Linked DNA regions of Homo sapiens: region 1 is linked to region 2. The links are chromatin loops, found by intact Hi-C in ENCODE. Cell type or tissue: IMR-90. All regions are shown on one strand. Links, peaks and the distances in the headings refer to the core of each region. The heading gives the core; the rest is flanking DNA. Region 1 overlaps CSAD (cysteine sulfinic acid decarboxylase). Region 2 holds the start of MYG1 (MYG1 exonuclease).

The links. A loop is a pair of places that touch in the nucleus more often than their neighbours do. Peaks named below come from ENCODE experiments on the same cell type or tissue, not always from the same donor. Only the 100,000 strongest peaks of a DNase experiment are listed, where the experiment ranks them.
Region 1: it touches region 2 in a loop (3-fold over the local background); 30 of 110 quality-filtered maps call a loop at or near these places.

What each region holds. Positions count from the first base shown.
Region 1 is chr12:53,154,897-53,165,910 of GRCh38, forward strand. It overlaps CSAD (cysteine sulfinic acid decarboxylase), which reads right to left. Exons shown (of 17, transcript NM_001244705.2): 11 at 6,377-6,493; 12 at 6,231-6,295; 13 at 5,867-5,948; 14 at 5,224-5,423; 15 at 4,991-5,042; 16 at 4,727-4,816; 17 at 2,767-3,788. The coding sequence ends at 3,615. Among named protein-coding and RNA genes, the nearest start is that of ZNF740, 20 kb to the right of the region's middle. RefSeq lists enhancers at 3,657-4,157, 4,531-5,158 and a silencer at 10,492-10,655. In IMR-90, for the core only: a CTCF peak has its summit at 4,660 (motif pointing right); a DNase peak (open chromatin) is centred at 4,685; H3K27ac peaks cover 152 bases.
Region 2 is chr12:53,295,889-53,306,902 of GRCh38, forward strand. PFDN5 (prefoldin subunit 5) reads left to right here. Exons shown (of 6, transcript NM_002624.4): 2 at 1-53; 3 at 356-387; 4 at 1,962-2,036; 5 at 2,157-2,262; 6 at 3,381-3,562. The coding sequence ends at 3,457. MYG1 (MYG1 exonuclease) reads left to right here and starts at 3,807. Exons shown (of 7, transcript NM_021640.4): 1 at 3,807-4,065; 2 at 4,262-4,374; 3 at 7,146-7,305; 4 at 10,020-10,172; 5 at 10,310-10,432; 6 at 10,792-10,973. The coding sequence starts at 3,850. RefSeq lists enhancers at 1-561, 2,779-3,978, 3,482-3,571, 3,612-3,711, 3,617-3,911 and 2 more. In IMR-90, for the core only: a CTCF peak has its summit at 4,048; DNase peaks (open chromatin) are centred at 2,513, 3,413, 3,773 and 4,553; H3K4me3 peaks cover 1,821 bases; H3K27ac peaks cover 4,345 bases.

The sequences.
Region 1 (11,014 bases), core at 989-8,988, 140 kb before region 2:
GGTCAGATCCATGGTTAAGAACCAGAATAAGATGGTCTGAGTTTAGTTTCTGACTCCACCACTTACAAGTTGTGTGACTGGCTGGGTGTGGCGGCTCTGCCTAGAATCCTGGCCCTTTGGAAGGTTGAGGCTGGAAGGTTGCTTTGAGCCCAGGAGTTTGAGACCAGCCTGGGCAACATAGCCAGACCCTGTCTCTATTTTATGTAGGAGGCTGAGGTAGGCGGATCACGAGGTCAGGAGATCGAGACCATCCTGGCTAACATGGTGAAACCCCCTCTCTACTAAAAATACAAAAAAATTAGCCGGGCGTGGTGGCAGGCGCCTGTAGTCCCAGCTACTCGGGAGGCTGAGGCAGGAGAATGGCGTGAACCCGGGAGGCAGAGCTTGCAGTGAGCCGAGATCGCGCCACTGCACTCCAGCCTGGGCGACAGAGCGAGACTCCAACTCAAAAAAAAAAAAAAAATGTTGTATAACTGAGAGAAGGCAACTAGTTCCCGGAGCTCATGAACCATTCACTCAACAAAGTAACCACCTCATAAGCACCAGACACTATTTTGGGAGGTAGCAAAATGTAAGCTCTCTGCGCTCAGAGCTTACATTCCAGTTAGATGAGACAGAAACTTTAAAAATAAATAATTAAAATATAGCATATACTATTATTGAATCCAGAGATTCCGAGGCTGAATTTTGGGAAAGGAGGAAAAGAAACATCAGTTTTATAAAGTTAAAAGGAAAAAAAAAAAAACAGGTGATTAACTGATTTTATGTTCTGTTCTTCTGGCCTTCTCTTTAAAATATTTCTCAAATGGAGATTATTCAAGGAATTTGAAGATTTTATTTTTGTTTTCTGGCTTTGCTTTGAGTTGAAAAGAAGCTTTTTTTTCTGTATTTGAGACATTTTGCAAATACACAGAATCCTTTAAGAGTAGAGTTTGGAGTTTACATTGAAGGTCTCAAAAATTCTATTATTAGGGGAAATTAAAATACCATTCATAATGAGAATCACAATTTTATAGGGGAATTACTAGTAATTTATGAAAGGCTTTTTTTCTCCAAATGGTCAAAAGAATTGTGTTGGAAATTTGGATGTTCTTTTGCTATGGTTCGTACAGTCTGTATTTGCCTCTTCAAATAACTTTGGATGACTTTTACATGGCCACATTACTGTTTCCATAAATGATATTTTTAGGAACTGGAAATAACAAAAAGTTCTGGTAGTCTTGCCACTTGTCCTTAATAACTTGTGTAGCTAAATATCTCTTTCCCAAAAAGTGAGTGAGAAGCAATACCAGCTAGGATTTTAAATGATAAATGGATGGGCTGGGCGCGGTGGCTCACACCAGTAATACCAGTACTTTGGGAGGCCGAGGCGGGAGGATCACTTGAGGTCAGGAGTTCGAGACCAGCCTGGCCAACATGGTGAAACCCCATTTCTACTAAAAATACAAAAAATTAGTCGGGTGTGGTAGCACGCACCTGTAATCCCAGCTACTTGGGAGGCTGAGGCAGGAGACTCACTTGAACCCGGAAGGCGGAGGTTGCAGTGAGCGGAAATCACGCCATTGCACTCCAGCTTGGGCAACAAGAGCGAAACTCTGTCTCAAAAAAAAAAAGTTAAATGATGTTTTTATGTAAGACAGTAAGAAAACCACAGGACATACAGTGGTTTGGTTGCTGGTTAGTTGTCTTTATTGTTAACTTTTCTATTGTTTAAATTTCAGAAGAAAAATCTTTGTGTGCATGTTAAGATTTTTCAAGATTGATAATTACATAAGGCTCTGGTCTCAAGATCCAATCAGTACCCATTTTGTTTCAATGTCACCAAAGTAAAATTGATTATAGGGTGACTCTGCTTTTTTCTTTTTTTTATATATACGTATTTTTTTTTATTATACTTAAAGTTCTAGGGTGCATGTGCACAACGTGCAGGTTTGTTGCATATGTATACATGTGCCATGTTGGTGTGCTGCACCCATTAACTCGTCATTTACATTAGGTATATCAACTCTGCTTTTTTCTCTCCCATTAAAGGTTTTTGGGAAAAAAAAACATTGTTCCTCTCTTACACATGCTTTTTTATTTTACCTTTTTGAGACAAATTCTCACGCTGTTACTCAGGCTGGAGTGCTGATGCAATCACAGCTCACTGCAGCCTCAACCTCCTGGGCCCAAGCAATCTTACCACCTCCTCTGAGACAGCTGAGACCACAGGTGTGCACCATCATGTCTGGCTAATTTTAAAAAATTTTTCTTTTTTTAGAGATGGGGTCTTGCTATGTTGCCCAGGCTGGTCTTGAACTCCCAGACTCAAGCGATTCTCCCACATCAGCCTCACAAAGTGCTAGGATTATAGGCATGAGCCACCACACCTGGCCACATCTTGTTTAAAAAAAAAAATAAAGATCCTCATTATTTGATTGAATGTTTTGTTTTGCTTCGTTTTTTGAGACAGAGTCTCGCTCTGTCGCCCAGGCTAAGGTGCGATGGCGTGATCTCAGCTCACTGCAAGCTCCGCTTCCTGGGTTCAAGCGATTCTCCCACCTTAACCTTCCGAGTAGCTGGGATTACAGGCGCCAGCCATCATGCCTGGCTAATTTTTGTATTTTTAGTAGAGACGGAGTTTCACCATGTTGGCCAGGCTGGTCTCGAACTCCTGACCTCAGGTGATCCACCCGCCTCGGCCTCCCAAAGTGCTGGGATTACAGGCGTGAGCCACTGTGCTCGGCCGGTTGAATGTTAATAAATTTTAAAAACATACCAAAAGAATGCAGTTGAAATTTTAACTTTATTATTTTCCTATTACAAAAGCAACACATATTCATTACATAATAAAAGGGAGGGAGCTCAAAAGATATAAAGAAGTCTATGTTTTTTTTGTTTGTTTGTTTTTTTAAAGGAGTCTGTTTTAAAATTGCCTATTATCCTATTCCAGGGAAAACTATTAACATTTTGCCATATTTCATTTTATCAGTCTTTTCCTATGTATTTTTGAACACAGCTCAAATATTACTCTATATAAAGACTTGTATTCAGCTTTTTCAACATAAATTACATTAAAGTTATTTTTATGTCAATAAAAATTATCTTTGTAAACAAAATTTTAATGGCAAAATAACATTTCATCATATAGACATACTGTAATTTATTTAAACACTCTCCTAAAATCAAATATTTAGTTAGGAGAAAGTTAGTAGGTCAAAGCATATAAACATTGCGCAGGTCACTGTGGCCTAAAAAGGCTGTTCTTTTTTATTTTTTTTGGAACAGAGTCTCGTACTGTTGCCCAGCCTGGAGTGCAGGGGTGCAATCTCGGCTCACTGCAACCTCTGCCCCCTGGGTTCAAGCAATTCTGCCCCAACCTCCTGAGTAGCTGGGTTTACAGGCACAGGCCACCATGCTCGGCTAATTTTTGTATTTTTAGTAGAGACAGGGTTTCACCTTATTGGCCAGGCTGGTCTCGAACTCCTGACCTCAAGTGATCCACCCGCCTCGGCCTCCCAAAGTGCTGGGATTACAGGCGTGAGCCACTGCACCCGGCCTCAAAGGCTGGGAGGGAATGCAGTGACTCTGCGGGTGAGGGGTGGTATCAAGGCCGGCAGCAAGACAGAGAAGGCTCACAGGTCCTGGCCTAGCCGCTCCAGCTCGTTGAGGAGGAAGTCCATATCAGCACAGGTCAGTGCAGAGTTGGCCACAACCACACGGAAGAAGTTGCCCCGGGTCCCGTGGGGCTGGTAGCCAATCATCATGGAGCCCTCCTTCACCATGCGCTCCTTGAGCACGGGGGCCACCTGTGGAAGGGTGGAGAGAGATTCCAGCTGCAGCCTGGGTCGGCTGACAGGTAGGCTGGCTTCTTGTCCTGCCAGGCTTCCAGAGGTGCTTTTCCTTCCCACCCAGCCACCTTCTGGGGGTAGCACACCTTGCTCAGACCTTGACCTTGGCCTCAGTTTACCTTTCTGTCATATCTAACCTGCTTGGCCTTCGCTATCTTCTGCTTTTCTCCCCATTTCTCCTGTCTCCAAGAAATCTGTCCTGTGGGACATTTTCTGCCAAATCTTGACTTTCTCTTGATTCCTAACACTGCTTTAGTCTAACTTCAAGCCTTGGTCATCTAAGCCTTAGTCAACACCTTCTTCTCCCCTCTCTTAATTCCTGTAATATTTTTGATAATATTAATCTGTGCCCTGTGATCTAGCAAGTAATTTACAACACTGCCTTGAACACATTGCTTCCAAGTAGGTAACTCTTGCCTTATAATAACAACTCCATAAGGGCAAGAACATTTGTCCTTTCAGATCATCTGCAGCACCTAGTACCACTCTATCTTTAGGGACCAGGATATAACACAGCTCCTCGCCTCCAGATGGCACTTCTAGACTGGCTTTCTCGGGTTGCTGTGTCCCTAGCACGGGTAATAAGGCTTTTCCATGATCATTCTGCCTCATATCTGTCCTGGGCCTGAGTTCCCAGCCCAATTGCCAGCACAAGGCTCTGTGTACTACACACTGGTGACTTCTCTGACTTCTCCTGTAACACACGTCGCTGCTTCTTACTTCCCAGAAACATACCTTCCTCCCCATCCCCACCCCTACCGAAAAGAGAGCATCCACGCCTCAGAGCAAGAGACCAGCAAGGAGACCTGCCATGCCACTCCCAGCCAACAGGGGGCAGAAGCGCATCAGTTGCATCAGCTCCCTAACGGGTAAAGAGAGCAGCACAGCACGCCTACCTTTGACAGCCTTTCGTGGTAATCTGGACTCTCCTGCTTCCCTCGCAGGCTGGGGGGTACGAACCAGAAACACACATTGACAAACTCAGGCTGAGAGGAATGAGAAAGAGGAAGGTGTGAGCTGAGAAAGGGGGACCGTTTTCCCTCTCCCTGCCCCTTTCCCCTCTCCCTGCCCTTTTCCCTCCACTAGGGCTTTAGTTGGGGCTTGGGGGCTGCAAAAGAGCTAGGCTGGGGCAGGGGCCACAAAATAGAAAGGGGTCCTACCTCCATGACTAGCTCAAACCCTTCCCGCTTCTTCATTTCCTCCACCAGGTACCTGTGAACAGAGAGTGAGAAACCATAGGCGGGGAGGAAAAGCAGAGATCCAGACAGAAGAGGCCCACGTAGAATGAGCCACAGAGAGACCGAGAGAAAAGTAATCCCGGGAGCAGGAAAGAGGGAGGGGCATGGACCCAGGAGAGGGGAACAGGGACGACCCCCCACCTCCTCCCGCCTACCGGGCAAGGACAAAGGCCTGGTCGATGCGCCGCTCCAGCCCTTGATCGCCCTGTGCCTTCCACATGAGCCACAGCTTCAGACAGTCCACACGGCGGCCACACTGCACCACCTTGTCTCCCGTGTCCAGAGCCACATCGTAGAACTTGTCCTGCTGGAAAAGGTAGCTGGCCTGGGACCCATGGCAGCGCTTGAGCAGGTTCTGTGTGGGGGTGAGGAGATTGTCAGACCCTACCCTCTCCACCGAGGCTTTCCTCCAGGGCTGCACTGTGGGGGTCTTAGCTCAGGATACCCTCTTCTTTCCCTGGAGCCAGATGGCACTGCTGGGACGGCTGCCTGCTGGCTCCAACACCTTTCTTTGGGTTTCCTCCCAATACCCAGGGTTCTTCCCAAACTCTGATGGCAACCTCAAGCTAGAAACTCCAGGATACCTCTGACTCCAACTTCAAGCTGGAAACTTTTCTTTTAAGAGAGGCCACTGGGGGAGTGAAGGAGCCTAATACAGGTTAGGGTGGTAGCTGAGATGCAGCTTCAGAAGGGATGGTAAAGAGAATAGAGAAAGGCCTGAACTTTATCTAAGGTGGGATAGAGAAGGCAGAGCTCCAGAGAGAGGTGGGGCTGGTGCAGGGGCAGGGGCAGACCCACCGAGGTATCCTGGAGAAGAAGTGCAGAGCATTGCAGGCCTGCTGCGAGGAGCTTGTGGGGATTCCAGGCCACAGAGTCAGCCCTGGATGGGGTGGAGCAAAGGCAGGTCAGTGGCTCCTCCTCCAGCTGCCCAACCAGAGCCCTTCCTCCTTTTCCAGGTCCCCAGCAAAGGGGCTTTGGTCTCACCCTCACCCCAGCATCAGGAAGAACTGCCATGTCTGACCTCCCAGCTCCAATCAATCCTCTCTCCAGTCCCCCTCCCCTCAGCCTCCTACCCCAGCCATGTTAAACTCCCTAGTCCATGATGATTCTCTGGACCAATGGTTTGAAGGGCGGGATTTGGGAAGAAGGGGACTGTATGCACCTCTGGATCCCATCCAGGAGATGCCTGTGTGTCTGTGACAGCAGGACGCTCCCACCCCAGGCAGCCTGTGGAGCAGGAGGAACAACGTGGGCCTTGGCCTTGGCTCAGCCCACCCCACCGCACCCCCAAGCCGAAGTCCCACTCACATCCACATGCAGCCATAGCCCATGACGCTGGCACACATCAGCAATTGCCTCCAGGGGGTCAAAGGCCCCTAGCACAGTGGTGCCAGAGGTGGCACTGACCAGGAACGGCACAGCACCCTGTTGCCAAAATGTAGAGGGAGAAAGATGTAAAGTCATCTCAAAAGCTACTCAGAGCCTGATGCTGGGCCCAGCTCTAAGCTCTTTGCATGCCTAAAATGGCCCATTTCAACCTCACAACAATGTGTTACTGTCCTTTTTAATGTGCAGCCAGGGACACTGAGATTCAAAGATCCAAGCAGAAGCTGCAGAGATGGACTTCGAACCTAGGTTTTCATTTCCAAAGCTCATACTCTCAAAGAACTTGAATGTTTTACTGGAAGATCCAATGCTATTGAAAAAAAATTGAGTCAGGCATAGTGGCTCACACCTATAATCTCGGCACTTCAGGAGGCCAAGGCAGGATTGCCTGAGGCCAGGAGTTCAAGACCAGCCTGGGCAAAATAGCAAGACCCCATCTCTAAAAAAATTTTTTTGTTTAATTAGCCAAGTGTAGTGGGCATGCCTGTAGTCCCAGCTACTCAGGAGGCTGAGATGGGAGGATTGCTTGAGCCCAGGAGTTTGAGGTTACAATGAGCTATGATTTTGCCACTGCACTCCAGCCTGGGCAACAGAATGAAAGCCTGCCTCAAAAAATATAAACAAATAGGCCAGGCACGGTGGCTCACACCTGTAATCCCAGCACTTTGAGAAGCCAAGGCAGGTGGATCACTTGAGGCCAGGAGTTCAAGACCAGCCTGGCCAACATGGCAAAACCCCGTCTCTATTAAAAAATACAGAAATTATCTGGGTGTGGTGGTGCACGCCTGTAATCCCAGCTACTTGGGAGGCGGAAGCCGAGGCAGAGGCATGAGAATCGCTTGAACCCGGGAGGCAGAGGTTGCACTGAGCCAAGATCACACCATTGTACTCCAGCCTGGGCAAAAGAGCAAGATTCTGTCTCAAAAATAAATAAATAGGCTGGGTACGGTGGCTCACACCTGTAATCCCAGCACTTTGGGAGGCCGACGCGGGTGGATCACGAGATCAGGAGTTCAAGACCAGCCTGGCCAAGATGGTGAAACCCTGTCTCTCCTAAAACTACAAAAATTAGCCAGGCACAGTGGCAGGCGCCTGTAATCCCAGCTACTCAGGAGGCTGAGGCAGGAGAATCACTTGAACCTGGGCAGCAGAGGTTGCAGTGAGCCAAGATTGTGCCACTGCACTCCAGTCTGGGTGACAAAGTGAAACTCTGTCTCTAAATAAATAAATAAATTTGAATAGTACAAAAGTTTATGCAGAAATTGAATTAGTAATTTTTAAAACTACTACAGCTGGATGTGGTAGCTCATGCCTGTAATCCCAGCACTTTGGGAGGCCAAGGCAGGAGAATTGCTTGAGCCTAGGAGTTCAAGACCAGCCTGGGCAACCTAGTGAGACCTCACCTCTACAAACGAAAAAAAAATACATAGGCTGGGCGTGGTGGCTTATGCCTGGAATCCCAGCACTTTGGGAGGCCGAGGCGGGCGGATCACCTGAGGTCCAGAGTTCGAGACTAGCCTGACCAACATGGAACAACCCTGTCTCTACTAAAAATACAAAATTAGCCAGGCATGGTGGCACATGCCTGTAATCCCAGCTACTCTGGAGGTTGAGGCAGGAGAATGGCTTAAACCCGGGAGGCGGAGGTTGCTGTGAGCCAAGATCACGCCATTGCACCTCAGCCTGGGCAACAAGAGCAAAACTCTGTCTCAAAAAAAAAAAAAAGAAAAAAAATAGACAGGTGTATAGGGGTGCACTCCTATAGTCCCAGCTACCTGGGAGGCTGAGGTGGGAGGATCACTTGAGCCTGGGAGATCAAGGCTGCAGTGAACCATGATTGCACCACTGCTCTACAGCCTGGTCAACAGAGTGAGGCCCTGTCTCCAAAAACAAACAAAAAAAATCTACCACAGTGGGAGTCTGAGGCAGGAGGATCACTTGAGCCCAGGTGGTCAAGGCTGCAGTGAGCCCTGATCGTGCCACTGCACTCCAGCCTCAGCAACAGAGCAAGACCCTGTCTCCATTTTTTTTAAGTTAAAAAGAAAAGAAAGGCCCAGGCAGAGATGGCTTTGCTGATGAATTCCATCAAACATTTAATGAAAAATTGGTAACAGATCACAAACTCTTCCAAAAGACAGAATATACAAAAATCAATTGTATCTCTATACACATTAGCAATGAACAATCTAAAAATGAAATTAAGAAAACAATTTCATTTACAAAAACACCAAAAAAGAATAAAATACTTAATCTATTTAACAAAAGAAGTATAAAGCATATACTCTGAAAACTACAAAACACTGTGGAAATTAAAGACCTAAATAAATGAAAATATGTTTCATGTTGATGAATGAACACAATTCCTATCAAAATCCCAGTTGCCCTCTTTGCAGAAATGGACAAGCTGATCTTAAATTCATATGGAAATTCAAGAAACCCAGACTAGCGAAAAACAATCTTGAAGAAAAGAACAAAGTTGGAGGACTCACACATCCTGATTTCAAAACATACTACAAAGCTACAGCTGAATCAAGACAATGTAGTCTACAGGATAGACATGTAGATCAGTGGAACAGAACTGAGAACCCAGAAATAACCCTCACATTTACAGTCAAGTGATTTACAACAAGGATGCCAAGACAATTTATTAAAGAAAGAATTGTCTTTTCAACAAATGGTGTTGGAACAACTGGATATCCACATGCAAACAATGCAGTTTGAATGCTTTTCTCACATCACACCCTCAAATTAATTCATATTGGATCACAGGCCTAAATCCCAGGGCTAAAACTATAAAACTCTTAGAAGAAAATATAGGAGTAAATCTTTGTGAGCTTGGATTAGGTTAAATATAACACCAAAAGCAGAAGCAACCAAAGAAAAAACAGATAAATTGGACTTCAAAATTTAAAACCTTTGTACTTCAAAGGACACTATCAAAAAAGTGAAAAGTCCAATAGCAAAGACATGGAATCAACCTAGGTACCCACCAACAGTGGATTAGATTTTTTTTAATGTGGCATATACAAACCATGAAGTATTATGCAGCCATAAAAAAGAATGAAATCATGTCCTCTGCAGCAACATGGATGCAGCTGGAGGCCAGTATCCTAAGTGAGTTAACACAGAAACAGAAAACCAAATACCACATGTTCTCATAAGTGGGAGCTAAATACTGAGTCCACATGGACAGAAAGATGGGAACAAAAGACAGTGGGGACTATAAGAAGCGGGAGGGAGGGGAGAAAAGGTTGAAAACATACCTATTGGGTACTATGCTCACTACCTGGGTGATGGGTTCAATCGTGCCCCAAACCTCAGAATCACAAAATATACCCTTATAACAAACCTGCACATGTACTTACTGAATCCAAAATAAAAGTTTCAAAAAAGTGAAAAGTCAACCTAGAGAATGGAAAGAACATATCTGAAAATCATATATCTGATAAGGGACTTGCATCTAGAATATATGAAGAACTCTTACAACTCAGTAATAAAAAGACAACATAATTTTTTTAATGGGCAAAGGATCTGACTAGACTTTTTTCAATAAAGATAAATAAATTGCTAATAAGCACATGAAAAGATGCTCAACCATCACTAATCATTAGGGAAATACAAATCAAAACTACAATGAGTTACCACCTCACACCTATTAGGATAACTACTATCAAAGTAACAGAAAATGAGGGGATGCATGGCTCATGCCTGTAATCCCAGTACTGTTGAGAGGCTGAGGTGGGAGAATGGCTTGAGCCTAGGAGTTTTGAGACCAGCCTGGGCAGCACAGCGAAATGGAATTTTGGTAGAGATGTGTCTCTACCAAAAATAATTTTTAAAATTGGCCAAGTGTGGCAGCCTGTGCCTGTGGTCCTAGCTCCTTGGGAGGCTGAGATGGGAGAATCATTTGAGCCCAGGAGGTCGAGGCTGCAGTGAACCATGATCGCACCACTGCACTCCAGCCTGGGTGACAGAGCAAGACCCTCTCTCAAAAAAAAAACAAAACAAAACAGAAAATAACAAGCGTTGGCCAGGCGCGGTGGCTCACGCCTGTGATCCCAGCACTTTGGGAGGCCGAGGCGGGTGGATCACAAGGTTGGGAGATCGAGACCATCCTGGCTAACACGGTGAAACCCCGTCTCTACTAAAAATACAAAAAAAAATTAGCTGGGCGTGGTGGCGGGAGCCTGTAGTCCCAGCTACTCGGGAGGCTGAAGCATGAGAATGGTGTGAACCTGGGAGGCGGAGCTTGCAGTGAGCCGAGATCACGACACTGCACTCCAGCCTGGGTGACAGAGCAAGACTCCATCTCAAAAAAAAAAAAAAAAAAAGAAGAAGAAGAAAATAACAAGCGTTGACAAGGATGTGAATAAATTAGAACCCTTGTGCACTGCAGGAATGTAAACTGGTACAGCCACTATAGAAAACAGTATGGCAGTTCCTCAAAAAAATTCAATAGAATTACCATATGCTCCAGCAATTCCACTTCTGAGTATACACCCAAAACACTGAAAGCAGGGTCTCAAAGAGATTCCAAACAGCAACCCAAACAGATAAATG
Region 2 (11,014 bases), core at 262-8,261:
CAAGTATGTGGAAGCCAAGGACTGTCTGAACGTGCTGAACAAGAGCAACGAGGGTATGGGGTAGGCGGGTGAGGGTAACCTAAAGTGGCGAACCTGCTTCTCTCGTCCCACCTCCTAACCCAGTTTTTCTTACCTGAAACGAGAAAATCCATTACATATCGTATACCGCTTCATGAACCCTTTGCATGTTGCCTGCCTAGAATTGAAAAGTACAGGACATTCCTCTGCTCCTATTGCCCCTGTTTCCGTTCTTTTCACACTGTCTGTGGGTGCTGTGCCCTGTTGGAACTCTCTTTAACGTCTTACGTTGGAGCCGCTAACCTTCCCCAGGTGTTTGTCTTCATTGCTTTCACAGGGAAAGAATTACTCGTCCCACTGACGAGTTCTGTATCCTTTCCACAGGAACGGCTACCTGCTGCCTTCTCCCTTTCTCCTTCACTCCCCCAAAAAGCGGGGAGGGGGATTGTTTTGATTACTTCAGATTACCCTCTCCTCACAATGATTTTGAGGATACCCTTTTTTTTTTTCTTTCTTTTTTGAGACGGAATTTCGCTCTGTCGCCCAGGCTGGAGCGCAATGGTGAGATCTTGGCTTACTGCAACCTCCGCCTCCCGAGTTCAAGAGATTCTTCTGCCTCAGTCTCCCGAGTAGCTGGGACTTTAGGTACGCGCCACCACGACCGGCTAATTTTTGTATTAATAGTAGAGTTGGGGGTTTCACCATATTGGCCAGGCTAGTCTCGAACTCCTGACCTCGTGATCCGCCTGCCTCGGCCTCCCAAAGTGCTAGGATTACATTACAGGCGTGAGCCACTGCCCCCGGCCAAGAATACTCTTATTACACACTTTGTAGCTCTTTTATCTGACTTCACACCAACATCCAGCTAATGTCTTGTGAACACCAAGGAGTATGTATAGTTGAGATGTAATATTTCCCTTTGCTGTTTGAGAACATTAATATGGAGATAAAGCTGGTGGTTTACACTTTGCTAATATCTTAGAAGATACAGGCAATAGACAAAAATAGGAGGATATAGAAACAGGGAGCTTGGCTCTGTTAATCTTCAACTTCAGCTTAATTGTGGCTCATTTCTAAACTGTCACTAAGAAACCTGGATTGTGTTCACTTGTTCAGTGTTTTATTTGAATGAGCAAGTTATGGCAGTAGGGCATCTTTAATCTGTAGTCTCAGAACTGACAGGCTAAAAGGAACACAGGAATAGTAGTGTGTAGTAGGGAATGGTTTAAAAAAAAAAATTAGCCAGGCACAGTGGTTCACGCCTGTAATCCCAGCACTTTGGGAGGCCAAGGCTGGCAGATCACCTGAGGTCAGGAGTTAGAGATCGGTCTGGCCAACATGGTGAAACCCTGTCTTTACTAAATATACAAAAATTAGCCAGGCGTGGTGGCACATGCTTGTAATCCCAGCTACTCCGGCGACTGAGACAGGAGAATTGCTTTAACCCGAGAGGCAGAGGTTGCAGTGAGCCGATAGCGGGCAATTGCACTCCAACCTGGGCGATAGAGCGAGACTCTGTCTCAGAAAGCAAAAAACAAACAAAACATTGACTTTGTCAGGAATTAGCTACTTCATGATTGAGGGCATTAAGGGAAATGAGGCTGGCTTTTTACTTGTAGTACTCTACAACAGTAGGAAAACATGTCTAGTCTTTCTGGAGGGGCTAATGGGAAGAATTGCAAGAACTGCTTAGAGAGTGAGAGATGGGATGAGGCAGGACAAGAGGGTGTTCCAGCATACATCATTTTCTCCTTAAAGAACCAACTTCTCTGTCTTCTTTCCATTTGGAGTTATAGGTATTGTTCTAAGGCCTCCAGATTATTCAGTCCTTATGCCTTGTAGCTTTTTGGAAAAAGAGGGTCTTTGGAGGCCAAGCAGGCTGGCTGGCGGAATCATGGCTCATGCTGGGCTGGCTAGTTTTTCCCTTAATTCTTGCTTCTCAGATGTATGTCCCTGGGAAGCTGCATGATGTGGAACACGTGCTCATCGATGTGGGAACTGGGTACTATGTAGAGAAGGTGAGTGAGAGCATGTGGATGCCCCTCTAAACAGGGAAGGGAAATTCAGGGGAAGCTCTAGAGCGCAGCATGGCCAGAGGGAGTCTCCTTTTAGCCCCTTATTCACCTCTGATCTTGTAGACAGCTGAGGATGCCAAGGACTTCTTCAAGAGGAAGATAGATTTTCTAACCAAGCAGATGGAGAAAATCCAACCAGCTCTTCAGGAGAAGCACGCCATGAAACAGGGTAAGTTTTTCCTGGGGCACCTCTTGACCCTATCTCCATAATAAGGAACATGGATTGCAGTGTGAACCACGGGGGTGTCCCCTTTGCTGGAGTAAAACTATGTCTTAGTTTCTCTTTGGCATCTTTAGAATCTGTGTATTGCATAATCACTATCTGTAGATTCCTGGGTTGAGCGTTTGAGAAATTTAGAGGAAGGAAATCATGTTTGTGCTTTGGTGGAGCTCCTATTTAATGACGATGGAATGGGGGAATGAGATGAACACACAGGAAGGAATCATGATCCAAACGAACTAAATACCAGCAATTATAACCCCGACTGCACATGAGAATCACTCAGGAAGTTTAAAAAGAAAGCTTGGGCCCATTCCAGATTGACTAAATCAACTTGGAAGTCAAAGGAGGGGAAGTTGTACCAAGGTCTGTTTTTTTTTAAAAAAGCTCCCCTCTGTTATAATCAGGATTCAGAACCAGTGTTCCAAAGGTAAAAATCTTTCCCCATCATAGTTTTCTGATTATGTCAGACTCATTTAATACCATATTGTGTTCGTTTTTATATCTTTGGTTAGCAGGTTTTTTTTTTTTCCGAGAAGAGTCTCATTCTCACCACACCCAGCTGTGTTAGCATATTGACCGATGCATTGTAGACCCTAAATTTGTGTTAGTGACCCCACAGTGGATCACTGAGTTAAAGTTTTATTAACAATGCCAGGCGCAGTGGCTGACGCCTGTAATCCCAGCACTTTGGGAGGCCAAGGCAGGTGGATCACCTGAGGTTAGGAGTTCAAGACCAGCCTGGCCACCATGGTGAAACCCCATCTCTACTAAAAATACAAAGTTAGCCCGGGCATGGTGGTGCATGCCTGTAATCCCAGCTGTTCGGGAGGATGAGGCAGGAGAATCGCTTGAACCCGGGAGACGGAGGTTGCTGTGAGCCAAGATCGTGCCACTGCACTCCAGCCTCGGTGACAAGAGCAGGATTCTGTCTCAAAAAAAAAAAAAAAAGGTTATTAACAAACTGTAGTTAGTCGGTCGCCTGTCCTTAAACTTGCCTGTCACTTCTCCTTAACTCTAGGTTCTCCTTTTTGCTTCTAACCTTTGACTCTTATTTTTTTCCACAGCCGTCATGGAAATGATGAGTCAGAAGATTCAGCAGCTCACAGCCCTGGGGGCAGCTCAGGCTACTGCTAAGGCCTGAGAGTTTTTGCAGAAATGGGGCAGAGGGACACCCTTTGGGCGTGGCTTCCTGGTGATGGGAAGGGTCTTGTGTTTTAATGCCAATAAATGTGCCAGCTGGGCAGAATGTTGGTCTTTTCTTGGATTAAGCAAGGGACTGGTGATGAGATGGGGGGTGTGGTCGAGAGTGTGGGCCCCGTCTCAGAGCCTGATGCGCAGGGGTGATGCGATGCGCCTCTTGGAGGCTCCATCGCAGGGCCCTTTGACCAGCTGGAAGAAATCCTAGGCTGGGAGTCTGCTGCTGCTCACTCTGCAGAGCTGGTTGCCAAGGGAACGGTTGGCAAGCGGAAGTGGGGCTGCGCTGGCGCTTCCTCTTCCGGGTCGGCGCTCCTGCCTCCCTGCAGGGAGCTGCTTATGGGACACCAATTCCTGCGCGGCCTCTTAACGCTGCTGCTGCCGCCGCCACCCCTGTATACCCGGCACCGCATGCTCGGTCCAGAGTCCGTCCCGCCCCCAAAACGATCCCGCAGCAAACTCATGGCACCGCCCCGAATCGGGACGCACAATGGCACCTTCCACTGCGACGAGGCACTGGCATGCGCACTGCTTCGCCTCCTGCCGGAGTACCGGGTACGGTCCGCGAAAAGTGACCCTGGGACTGCGTGCATGCATGCCTCCGGGGTGGATGGCATTCCGCCAACAGGGTCACTCCGATAGCGCCCGGCAGCCCAAGCACCCTTCCTACCCTTCCTGCCTCCCTGAAGTCCAGCATTAATCCCCTACCCGGCGACACCCGGCAGCCCCTTCACCCCTGTGTACCTCGCAGGATGCAGAGATTGTGCGGACCCGGGATCCCGAAAAACTCGCTTCCTGTGACATCGTGGTGGACGTGGGGGGCGAGTACGACCCTCGGAGACACCGATATGACCATCACCAGAGGTAGGTTCTCAGATACCATTTATTTAACTTCCTTGACCTCAGCTTTCCTCTGTGCTCCAATTCAGCCATCCACTGCCGTAGTCCGCGTCAGCGAAAAGAACTGCTTCATCACTGAAATCAAACTCCCACTAGGACTACATCATCCTTCCGGCCCTGCCTGTTCTTCACCCATCTCCCTGGCCTGGGACCTCCTTTGGTTCCCAGGGAGTCCCTCAGGCCCCTTATCTCATCTCCTTCCTTAGCCAAGGCTTTTTTTCCATCAGCAACTTCATCACCCCAACTAAATAAACCCATCTGTGATTAATCCATTCTGGTGCCCTTGCTGCTGCACCTAACTGCTGGGCCCACATGATTGTGGCAGTTGGTGACAGTTCAGATGTGTGAAGTTTTCTACTTCATTTACACCCTTCCAAAGGGAAATCCTTCTTGCTCAAGGGTAGCCCATTCCAATCCTTTTCTTCTCCCTCAAGCCTCTACCGCATCAAACTGAGTGTCCCTGCCTCTTTTCAAAAGAAGTTGAGCATTTCCTCAGTCTCCCACCTCAAACATCCTCAGCTCCCTCCTACCAACTAAGGGAAATTTCTTCCCTTCTATTGGAGGTTAATCCTCTGTCCTGTTTCCAGTCTATTACTTTCTTCTCTGGGATTCTTTTTTCTTTTCTTTTTTTTTTTTTTTGAGACGGAGTCTCCCACTGTCGCCCAAGCTGGAGTGTAGTGGCACGATCTCGGCTCACTGCAACCTCTGTCTCCCAGGTTCAAGCGATTCTCCTGTCTCAGCCTCCCGAGTAGCTGGGACTACAGGCACCCACCACCACACCCGGCTAATTTTTGTATTTTTAGTAGAGACGGGTTTCACCATATTGGCCAGAGTGGTCTCGAACTCCTGGCCTTGTGATCTGCCCCGCCTTGGCCTCCCAAAGTGCTGGGATTACAGGTGTGAGCCACTGTTGGCCTATCCTCTGGGATTTCATGTCACAGTTCCACTAGTGTCTCTGCCTCTCCTTCCCTACAGCCTAAAACCCTTCTCAAGTATCTTCCATCTTGAAAAGAAACACAGGTGTAAAAACAAAACCCTCCCTCAATTATACCACACCACGAGAAGTAATTATCTTGGAGAGAGGGATTATGATGTTTTAAGTCTCTCTCCTTTTTTCTTTTTTTAGCATACATATTATAAATGATGTCAGGAAGAAACCCTCCCAATATTTACAGCCTAAGCTCTCACCCTTGCTTCTCAGCCACCCTTCAAAAAACAGCTGACCGTGGCTTCACCTGTTCCTTTCCAGTTCATTCCCCTCAAGCCCACTCTCCCAGTGTCTTCTCTGGAACTGCTCGGCAGAAGGGCACCAGTTACCTCAGCACCAAACCAGGGAGCTGGTAAAGGGTCTCAACTGATCTCTTTAGCACTTGGCATTATTGACCACTTCCTTTTATCAAATTGTTTTTAAGATGGAGTCTCGTCTGTCACCCAGGCTGGAGTGCAGTGATGTGATCTCGACTCACTGCAACCTCCGTCTGCTGGGTTCAAGTGATTCTCCTGCCTCAGCCTCCCAAGTAGCTGAGACTACAGGCGCCCAGCTAATTTTTGTATTTTTAGGAGAGACAGTGTTTCACTATGTTGGCCAGTCTGGTCTTGAACTCCTAACCTCAGGTGATCCACCCGCCTCAGTCTCCCAAAGTGCTAGGATTGCAGGTGTGAGCCACCATGCCCAGCCTCATTTTTTTTATTTTTACTTTTTTTGAGATGGAGTTTCGCTATTGTTGCCCAGGCTGGAGTGCAGTGGCACTCAGCTCACTTCAACCTCCACCTCCCAGATTCAAGTAATTCTCCTGCCTCAGCTTCCCAAGAAGCTGGGACTACAGGCGTGTGCCACCATGTCCGGCTAATTTTTCCATTCTTAGTAGAAACAGAGTTTCAGCATGTTGGCCAGGCTGGTCTCAAACTACTGACCTCAAGTGATCACGCCTTGGCCTCCCAAAGTGTTGGGATTAGAGGTGTGAGCCACTGAGCCCAGCCTGTATTTACTCAATATTTAATAATAAAAGTCAGTTAACAAATGGAGCTCCCTAGGTAATTCTGAGATGGACTGGTATTTAGAAATCATGGCTGTAGTTTCTGCTTCCCTAACATCTGTTATATCTTTTCTCTATTTTCTGCCCCACTGCTGTTCAAATTCTTGCCTTCTTTATTCACCTGAACCATTGCAGGTAATCTCCTTGCATCTGTTCTCCATGCTGGCTGGTGCAATGCTGTAACATGCACCTGCCTGCTTAAAATCCCCCAATGACTTCGATTACCCACAGATAAAGTCCGATGGTCTGGCCCTGCCTGCCCTTCCAGCTTTTTCTTTTGCCATTCACTTCTCACACCTGAGCTGCCTTTGCTGAAGTTCCATCAAGACACTTGTCTCTCAGCCATCATTCATGTTGTTCTCTCTGCTTGGAATGCTTTTTCTCTTTCACCCCTTGTCTATCTGGTGGACACCCACTAATTCATCTTTCAGAACTGACCTGAAGGCTCTCCTCTGAACCCTTTCCTCATCCCTTCCTTCCTTTCCCTTGTCTCGTCTAGTGAGAGTACTCAGGGGGTTGTGTTTGTCGGCCTCCGGCAGATGAATCTGAAAGCAAGGACAGTGTCTTGGTTTTTTATCCTTAATGTCTAATAAAACATAAAATGTGGCAGATAGGAAGCATTGAGTTAACCATTGAATGAATGCATGGAGACTCTAGCCAAGGTCCCTCACCTCAGCCCCACCTCCCTATGCTCCTCAGGTCTTTCACAGAGACCATGAGCTCCCTGTCCCCTGGGAAGCCGTGGCAGACCAAGCTGAGCAGTGCGGGACTCATCTATCTGCACTTCGGGCACAAGCTGCTGGCCCAGTTGCTGGGCACTAGTGAAGAGGACAGCATGGTGGGCACCCTCTATGACAAGGTGGGGACCTGAGGACAGAGATGCCCCCCACATGCATTTCCAGCAGGCCGCCTGGGAGCAGTGCTCACACAGCACTCAGCACTGGGCCTCGGGTCAGGGTTCCTGGCCTATAGCAGGCCCAACACTCATCCTCTCCCTCAGTCAGGCTCATCTCACAAGGGAATGGTGATACCTCCCCTGTCTACATCCTGGGGTGGTTGTGAGAAGTGGATGCTGTAATATATGGGGAAGGGCTTTGAAAACCATAAAGCAGCATGGCCCCGTCTTTTTATTGACACACACAAACAGCAATTGCTCAGCACCTTTGGGTAAACAGAGGGGAGGCTGCTTATGTGTGGAAGCAGATGGCTCAGAGGTTCTGGCTGCCCTGAAGGTTGAGGGGAGTGTATGTTAGGCACCACTGTAGTTCACTAGTGGCACATAAATTGGGAAGCTCAGCTGAGAAGAGTTTTATTATGAAACTGTCTTTGGATTCCACCAGTGTCCCCTGCAAGCAGCTTCCTGCTCTTAGGGAAAGAATATGGCTAGTGGCCCTGGCATGCAAGTCAGGTCGCACAGTACTGAGGACACTTACTTGTTTACAAGTCAAAGCCCAGGTTCAGTCAGCTGTATTTCTTGCAGGTAGGCTGTTGAATTCAGTTCTCAGTTTTTTTGTTGTTTTTTGTTTTGAGATGGAGTCTTGCTCTGTCGCCCAGGCTGGAGTGCAGTGGCGCAATCTTGGCTCACTGCAAGCTCCGCCTCCCGGGTTCACGCCATTCTCCTGCCTCAGCCTCCCGAGTAGCTGGGACTACAGGCGCCCATCACCATGCCCGGCTAATTTTTTGTATTTTTAGTAGAGGTGGGGTTTCACCGTGTTAGCCAGGATGGTCTTGATCTCCTGACCTCGTGATCTGCCCACCTCAGCCTCCCAAAGTGCTGGGATTACAGGTCTGAGCCACTGCACCCGGCCCATCAGTTCTCAGTTTTAGCTTGCCCATTTTCTGCCCTCTGTAACTATAGAGTTTTTGGAATATCAAGATTTTAGACTGCCTGGGTCAGTTTTCCCTTCCACTGCTGAAGGGTTTCTAAACAACTGACTAAATTTTTGTTGTTGTTTTTTTTTGTTTTTTTGAGACGGGGTCTTGCTCTGTCATCCAGGCTGGAGTGCAGTGGCACAATCTCAGCTCACTGCTACCTCCGCCTCCTGGGTTCAAGCGATTCTCCTGCCTCAGCCTCCCAAGTAGGTGAGATTACAGGCGCCTGCCACCACGCCTGGCTAATTTTTTATTTTTAGTAGAAACGGGGTTTCACCGTGTTAGCCAGGCTGGTCTCAAACTCCTGACCTCAAGTAACGCACCCACCTTGGCCTCCCAAAGTGCTGGGATTACAGGCGTGAGCCACTAATCCCAGCAACAATTGACTAAATTTAACCCGTATTTTTTTTTGAGAGACTGTTGCCCAGGTTGGAGTCCAGTGGTGCCATCATGGCTTGCTGCTGCTTTGAACTCCTGGGCTCAAGCAGTCTTCCCACCTCAGCCCCCCAAGTAGCTGAGACTACAGGTGCATGCCACCATGCCTGGCTAATTATATATCTTAATTTTTTTGTAGAGAGGGTCTTGCTATGCTGCCCAGGCTGGACTCAAAAACTCCTGGGCTCAAGTGATCCTCCCACCTCAGCCTAAACCCATGTTTTTTTTTTTTTTTTTTTTTTTTTGAGACGGAGTCTCGCTCTGTCGCCCAGGCTGGAGTGCAGTGGCGGGATCTCGGCTCACTGCAAGCTGCGCCTCCCAGGTTCACGCCATTGTCCTGCCTCAGCCTCCCAAGTAGCTGGGACTACAGGCGCCCGCCACTACGCCCGGCTAATTTTTTGTATTTTTAGTAGAGACGGGGTTTCACCGTTTTAGCCGGGATGGTCTCGATCTCCTGACCTCGTGATCCGCCCGCCTCGGCCTCCCAAAGTGCTGGGATTACAGGCGTGAGCCACCGCGCCCGGCCTAAACCCATGTTTTAACTGAGCATCAGGTTGGGATCCAAACCAAGAAGAGCTGGGCATAGGAGTTACTTTCTCAGTGCTCTGAGAGTAGCACTTTTCTACATACCACAGGTGTACTGTTATGGAGGCCTATTTTGTAGGGTAATTTTGCATAAAGTTTCTGCCCCGAGACTCTTGAGGCATTATCCTACCATTTATTCAGACCCAGGAGACAACTGCTGATGTCATGAGGCACATTATGGGCTTCCCTGGAACCCTAACCCAGCAACCAGCTTTTGGTGTCTAGTCTCACACTCATTTTCTCCCACTTGACTTGTGTTCTCAACCAGAGCCGCTCCTGCACCTCATTAACCGTGTCACTGAATACCTACTCACCCCACCTGGAGATTTACCAGCCTTCAGCCACAGGGACCCACTCCCACAGAGAGCCTCTAGCACCTAGAGACCTTCCTTGTTCAAAAGTTAGCAGTCCCCTCCCTACACGTGTTGGCTTTGGTTTGGGCTTTGTGCAGCAGAATGAGCATGGATTAGAAATCAGGTGATCTGAATTCCAGTCACAGCACAACGAGCTGTCTGAGCTTCAGCGAGCTGCTGAACTTGCCAATTCTCCCTTTTCTCATCCAGTTAATGTTGAGAGATCCTCACAGGGCTGAAAGAGTGTGTATGAACATACTTTGAATCATGTAAGATTTCACATAAGTAGCAGGTAGCCTCAAGAAGGTTTCCCCTGCTGCTGCCTTAGATGTATGAGAACTTTGTGGAGGAGGTGGATGCTGTGGACAATGGGATCTCCCAGTGGGCAGAGGGGGAGCCTCGATATGCACTGACCACTACCCTGAGTGCACGAGTTGCTCGACTTAATCCTACCTGGAACCACCCCGACCAAGACACTGAGGTAAGGTGGCCTGGGAGGAGACCCGGAGACCTGTAAGAACCTTGGGTGGGGGGAAAATGGGAGCATTTGCTCCTCCTAAGCCCTAGCAAATTCCAAGTTTGGGCCAGCATCATGGTTCTAATTCTCATCATTCCCAGGCAGGGTTCAAGCGTGCAATGGATCTGGTTCAAGAGGAGTTTCTGCAGAGATTAGATTTCTACCAACACAGCTGGCTGCCAGCCCGGGCCTTGGTGGAAGAGGCCCTTGCCCAGCGATTCCAGGTATAGGCCTTGGAGGAGGCATTATGGCTTGAGGATTACTGACTGCCAATCAACAGGAACTCCTGCTTCTTCTACCCTAAACCCTGGAGTGCAGTGGCAGACAACCTCAACCTCTTAGGCTCAAGCAGTCCTCCCACCTCAGCCTCCTGAGTAGCTGGGACTACAGGCACACACCACCTCACCCAGCTAATTTTTGTATTTTTTGTAGAGACAGGGTCTTACTTTGTTGCCTAGGCTAGTCTCAAATTCCTGGGCTCAACTGATCCTCCCACCTCAGCCTCCCAAAATGTTGTGACTACAAACATGATCACCATGCCCAGCCTACCTTAAACCTTCTAGCTATGCTCTCCCTCTTTCAGGTGGACCCAAGTGGAGAGATTGTGGAACTGGCGAAAGGTGCATGTCCCTGGAAGGAGCATCTCTACCACCTGGAATCTGGGCTGTCCCCTCCAGTGGCCATCTTCTTTGTTATCTACACTGACCAGGCTGGACAGTGGCGAATACAGTGTGTGCCCAAGGAGCCCCACTCATTCCAAAGCCGGTGAGGCCCTAGGGAACCACTCTGCAGACCTTCAGGCTTGT